Linked DNA regions of Homo sapiens: region 1 is linked to region 2. A link is a contact called in ENCODE Hi-C or POLR2A ChIA-PET data. All regions are on one chromosome and are shown on one strand. The core of a region is the stretch at or near the end of the contact, and the rest is flanking DNA. Distances in the headings are between cores, read along the strand shown.

Evidence for each region. Hi-C counts contacts between places; a loop is a spot of excess contacts on that map. ChIA-PET counts read pairs that join two places held with the same protein, here RNA polymerase II (POLR2A). Pooled maps may share reads with other maps.
Region 1: a map with no recorded cell type shows a loop between it and region 2 (6-fold over the local background). The contact joins two enhancer-like sites. A Hi-C loop is called at or near these places in 1 of 168 maps with a recorded cell type or tissue (left ventricle myocardium inferior), 14 of 37 single-sample maps with no recorded cell type and 12 of 50 pooled maps. POLR2A ChIA-PET finds 5 or more read pairs at or near these places in 6 of 52 experiments (AG04449, B cell, MCF 10A and 3 more).

The regions. Positions count from the first base shown.
Region 1 is chr2:62,305,596-62,308,583 of GRCh38, reverse strand. No RefSeq gene overlaps it. Among named protein-coding and RNA genes, the nearest start is that of MIR5192, 100 kb to the right of the region's middle. RefSeq lists enhancers at 1,492-1,781, 2,502-2,571, 2,612-2,681, 2,247-2,772, 2,773-2,988. Within about 2 kb of position 1,668, at least 18 of the 41 ENCODE cell types and tissues checked have a DNase peak (open chromatin) inside an H3K27ac peak, as active enhancers do.
Region 2 is chr2:62,037,805-62,040,910 of GRCh38, reverse strand. The region is part of intron 2 of COMMD1 (copper metabolism domain containing 1); the gene reads right to left. Among named protein-coding and RNA genes, the nearest start is that of COMMD1, 130 kb to the right of the region's middle. Within about 2 kb of position 1,515, at least 5 of the 41 ENCODE cell types and tissues checked have a DNase peak (open chromatin) inside an H3K27ac peak, as active enhancers do.

The sequences.
Region 1 (2,988 bases), core at 419-2,918, 270 kb before region 2:
TGGTAGGTACAGGTGACCCGGGTCCAAGCCCCTTGTTGGGCCAGGTGTTCCCTTTTCCTTCCTCTCTCTCAGGCCTGCTTAGGGATTAGAGGGTGGGAGAGCCAGTCAAGAGCAGGTTGCCATCCTCCAGCAGCACGGAGGTCTGTGATGGTCTGGGATGTGACAGGGACCTGTGGCTGATTTCTAACCAGCCTTCTAACCAGTTGAAGAGCTGGACCAGCTTTCTGTGCTGCAGAAAGCTGCAGCGGGGTTGACAGACAGACTTGCACTCACACCCTGGGCACATCACCTTCTGCAGACCTTATGGGCCTCACCTATAAAGCAGGGATAATAGAGCCTACCCCACAGACCTCTTCTGAGGATTCCAGATGGTACTTGGGAAAGCACCTTGCAGGGCACCTGGCATCTAGCACGCTTCTGTAAAAGCCACTCGGATGCGACATTCCTAGCCCACGTGGTTGCTCTTTGGTTTTCCTTTTCTGTAAAATGGTGATGATAAAACTACCACCTCCCAGGTTTAACATGAGCATGAGATAAGGCAGGGCACAGAGGAAACGTCGATAAAGGACAGCTACGAGGGATGTTACATGCTTTTACACTTATTATTCCTGTGAACCAAGAGTTTGGATAGCGCTCCGATCCTTGATAAAGGGCCTTTCCAACTAATCTCAGGGACCACTCCTACAAGAATCACATAAGCATGGCAACTGCTCCCTGCCTTCTACAACTTCCTGGCTGGCACAGATCAGGGACTCGCCCACAGGTCTCCTTGCTAGGCAGGCTCCTCGGCCCCTCCCTGGTGCCCTGTCAGCTCTAGGCTTTCTTGCCCCCTCATCAGGCAGTGCCTACCCACCCCTCATAGAAACCCACATGTACAGAGGGACTCAGGTTCAAGGCCTTCTCTTTTTTGGTTGCCCCGTAGATAAGCACTCATGGCATTTTAGTTTTGTAAGTTTCACAGCAGATAATTACAGGAAAACAGATAGGGGATGGTCAAAAGAGCAAATCCCAGGAAGGTGCGAAGTCCTCCCAGGCTGGTCCTGACTTTCTGGGAATAGGAAGTGTTACTCCTGAAGACTGTGGCGATTCATAGGACTTTTATATTGAACATGGGACCAGGACACCGAGAGGCAGGTCAGCCCTGGAGAAATTTCAGCCAGTGCTAGTTTCCTGTCAGGAAGGGCAGGGGAGAAATGGGCAGCTTCCACTCTTCACAAAGGATAGCAGTGAATGAACTCCACTGCTACAGAGACAAACCCCTCAGGTCCTGGCTGAAGACAGACGAGGCAGCCAGCAATCTCAGATGCCTTACCTATTTCCAGGGGACAGGGGGCTGGACACAGAGAGGAGGGTCACCAGCCTGGCACAGAGAACACAGAGAGCAGAAAACTGAGCCAAGAAGGCTGCCCCCTCCAAGTGTTTACCTGAAATATTCACAAACATGATGAGTCACAGAAAGAAAGCAGAAAAACCAGTAAGATGTGTAACCAGATTCTCTTCCACAAAGCAAGGAGAAGTTGTGGCAATAATGCCAGTGGGCACGGTGTGCTCTGCTGAGGGCCCTGCTTGAGAAACCTGTGTCTCCACCACACTTTCGGCCTCAGCTAAGGTTGAGAAGGGAAACTGACAACTGTGCCAGGGCAGGAAAGTCCCTGCAGGAAGCCTGCTGCTGGTCTGGGTTACCAGGGCAACTGGCAGCTGCTCTCTTCTCTTGAAAGAGAATGGACTTGGGAGGCCCAGATGGGCTCTGCCCTAGTAGCCCAAATAAGAAGGCTTAACCTTAGACAGCATCAAATAACATCGGAGTACGCCGCCCCCACAGCACTTCCCATGCATCCCCATCTGATTTCATCTACCTCTCAGGAGAGCCGGGTGCAGGGTGATTATAACCATTCCATTCCACAGTGGAGAAAACTGAGATCCGGAGACACTAAGTCACTTGCTTAGATTTACATGACTAAGAATTAGTTTGGATCCATCTGGGCATGGTGGCTCACACCTATAATCCCAGCACTTTGGGAGGCTGAAGTGGGCGGATCACTTGAGGTCAGGAGTCCGAGACCAGCCTGGACAACATGGTGAAATGCCATCTCTACTGAAAATACAAAAACAAAAACAAAAACAACCAACCAAACAGACAAAAAACTAGCCAGGCTGGGGGCTTATGCCTGTAATCCCAGCTACTTGGGAGGCTGAGGAAGGAGAATTGCTTGAACCCGGGAGGTGGAGGTTGCGGTGAGCCGAAATCGCACCACTGCACTCCAGCCTGGGTGACAGAGGGAGACTCTGTCTCAAAAAAAAAAAAAAAAAAAAAAAAATAGAATTAGCTTGGATCCTACCTGAGTCTTTAAACACCAAGTCTAGTGAACATCCCCCTACACAGTCTGGCTGCCGAATCAAGAGCTTGGGTTTTTTCAGTGCTCTCATATCTATGAATGCATGCATTCTGTTTGCAAAATACCAGGCATGGATCATACCCCTCTTCATCTCCCACATCAGAGATGTGAAACGGCCGTGCAAGGAGGCAGGGCTGCCACGGCAGCAGTTTGAGTGGGTAGCCAACATCTGACCGAGACTCGAATCCAGAGCTTTTTCCATGACACCAGCTGGCTGCCTTGCCCCTCACCACATCTGGAAAAAATGACTCAGGTGACAGCAGGCTAATCATGTCATCCTTGTGACTGCAGGTGCCACGTCGTTTATGAAGCACTTTAAAGTGGGAACGCTTGCCCTGGCTTTCCCCCAGGCCTTTATTAAGTAAAGGTCATGCTGTTTGTTAAGATTTGAGCACACTGGTGGCTGGCTCACAGGAAAGAGCTTCATAAGCTGTGCCTGAGATAAGGTTGCTTCTGGAGGCCTCTCTGCAGAGAAGAGCGAAGCCCACCCCCACTGCCTGGCTGGTTGGATAATAAGACTCAGAAGCTCCAGTTCTCCCTGTCCCGTCTGGCCTCTGTGAATTGTCTGACTGCACTGCCACTTTTCTCACCT
Region 2 (3,106 bases), core at 266-2,765:
GGCAAAACCCCATCTCTACTAAAAGTACAAAAACTAGCCAGGTGTGGTGGTGCACACCTATAATCCCAGCTACTCAAGAGGCTGAAGCACGAGAACTGCTTGAACCCAGGAGGCAGAAGTTGCAGTGAGTCGAGATCGCGCCACTGCACTCTAGCTTGGGTGACAGAGCAAGACTGTCTCCAAAAATAAAAGGGAGGGGGGAAGGGGGCAAAGAAAAATTCCTGTACTAAAGACTATGACACAACCAAAAAGTAAACTGACAGGTGTATACTAAAATCCTCAAGCAAGGCAAATTGATCTTGGTGATATATAATTCCAAGAACTCCAACCTTAATTTTCTTCCTGAAATATTTTGTCTTTTGGGTTTTCATTTTTAGGGATATTATGTCTAATTTCACCATGAAAAATACAAGTAGGTTTCACTTCACATAAATTGTTTTCAAGAGAAACTATACTCTGAAAAGTAAAAGATATATTTTATAAATGATTTTTCACTGAGAACATAGGGAAAGAAAATGAGTTTTACACCAGGGAGAATTGTACTCAACCCTCTGGCCCTGCTACTAACTTGTATGACCTTTGTCTTCATTTATTTACCTTAAAATACATTTTTTAAGAACTGGCATATAATAGGTACTTTTTCTATTTTTATTTTTTGAGACAGAGTCTCACTCTGTCACGTAGGCTGGAGTGCCAGTGATGCAATCATGGCCAACTACAGCCTCAACTCCCTAGGCTCAAGTAATCCTCCCACCTCAGCCTCCCAAGTAGCTGGGACTACAGGTACATGCCACCATGCCCAGCTAATTATTGTAATTTTTGTAGACAGGGTCTCTATGTTGACTAGGCTAATCTCAAATTCCTGGCCTCACGCAATCCCCCAAGTCTTGGCCTCCCAAAGTGCTGGGATTACAGGCATAAGCCACCGTGCCCAGCTAAGCGGTACTCTTAACAAATGGCTATTGGTATGATTATCAAAGGGATTGCTAGCTATATAAATTTTTCCCAGGAGGGCCTTTGGGCAATAAAACTACATGTTACTATGCCAGAAAATACTTGACCAGTTAGGTTTCATAGTTCCTATGGAATTCTTGGTTCTAAGGATATTTGTGTTTAGTAGAAAGAGCTTTAAATAAGAAAAAAGAACACTTCTTTTCAGGTATTTAATTTTCTTAACTTCCAAAAGATAGAAAATACTACCTGGCATATCTCACACTTAATACTCCACAAGCAGATATATATGTTCCTTCGTCAGACAGAATTGTGCTTTCCTATATTTCCATAACTACGTACCAGAAACTGGCCAGCAATACTTGAAATTGCAACTTGGGCTATCCAACCATGGTGGTATGATGCAAGAGCAGCTTACTCCCCCTGATATTTAAGAGGCATATGCTGTGCAAGAGCTAGAAAATCAGCCAGCACCACCTAACCACAATGTGCTATTCTCACTTCCTCTCTGAGTCAAGTTTGCTAATCAACTCCTCAAAGAAAGGCCATAGTGATATTCCATCAGGTAAAAGGGAAGAGCACAGGCTTGTTCTCTTTAAGGCTGGGACAACTGCCAGGACTTTTCTGAATAAGACCTACTCTTTATGTGTATCCTTGCAATCATAAGATGTAGAATGTAAATGAATATACAAGCTAGGAATGGTTTCCTTAAAAAATGTGAAGTGCATATTCTCTGCTTGAAGGAAAGAAGACAGGAAATAGCATCCAACCCAACTACAGAGTAACTTAACAGCAGTCAGATTCAGAAAATGTGCTAACCCAATTTTCAGGCACAATTTTCTGGCCCTTCAAAGGCTGGAAATAAATGCAAGCATTCTGAGCTTGATTTCTCTTGGGAATGGCAGAGAAAGTTAAAGTTTTCTCCAAATTAAGCTTCATTTATCTACTTACGTTCTTAGAAACTGTAAAAGAAAATCAATATAAGTTTTTCAAAATACATACACACAACTATATATGCTGTGTATATGAGTATACATAAACTGTCTTTCATTAGAAATGAAATTTTAAGGAAGGTGGCCAACAAATCTAACATTAAAAAAATAAGGAAACAGGCTAGGAGTGATGCCTCACACCTGTAATCTTAGCACTTTGGGAAGCCAAGGCAGGCAAATCACTTGAGGTCAGGAGTTCAAGATCAGCCTGGGCAACATGGTGAAACCCCGGCTCTACTAACAATACAAAAATTAGCCAGGCGTGGTGATGTATGCCTGTAAGTCCAGCTACTTGGGAAGCTGAGGCATGAGAATTTGCTTGAATCCAGGAGGCTGAGGTTGCAATAAGCCAAGATCGTGCCACTGTACTCCAGCCTGGGCAACAGAGCAAGACTCCGTCTCAAAAATAAATAAATAAATAAATAAATGATAAAAAATAAAATATCAAAAAATAAAACATTTAAAAAAGAAACAATCATGCCTAGATAACAGAAAATTGGAAAAAAGAAAGCCATACGTTATTGTGATAAATTCTACAACAAAATTCAAAGCCATTTTCAATTTCTCAGTTATTGGAGTATTGCTGCTATTATTAACAATATCTTCATTACTTAATACATTTTGATTCATCGTTTTTTGGTTATTTTTGTTGTTGTTGTTGTTTGTTGCTGTTGCTGTTTGAGACAGAGTCTCACTCCGTCACCCAGGCTGGAGTGCAATGGCGCCATCTCGGCTGACTGCAACCTCCGCCTCCTGGATTCAAGCAATTCTCCTGCCTTAGCCTCCCAAGTAGCTGGGATTACAGGTGCATGCCACCACGCCCGACTAGTTTTGTATTTTTAGTAGAGATGGGGTTTCACCATGTTGGCCAGGCTGGTCTTGAACTCCTAACCTCAGGTGATCCTCCCATCTCGGCCTCTCAAAGTGCTGGGATTACAGGAGTGAGCCACCATGCCCAGACTGATTCACCAGTTTTTAAGACCACTATCCAAGGACAACTCTGTGAGGCAGACCGAATTAGTTCTGTTTTATATGTGAAAAACTGAGAAAAATATGTTAAGTGACTTATCTAACAGTACAAAACTAGTTAATGTGACAGCCAAAACTGGAACATAAGTCTTCTAACTCCTAGATCTTTCTACTAATCCAGTGGTTTCAAATTT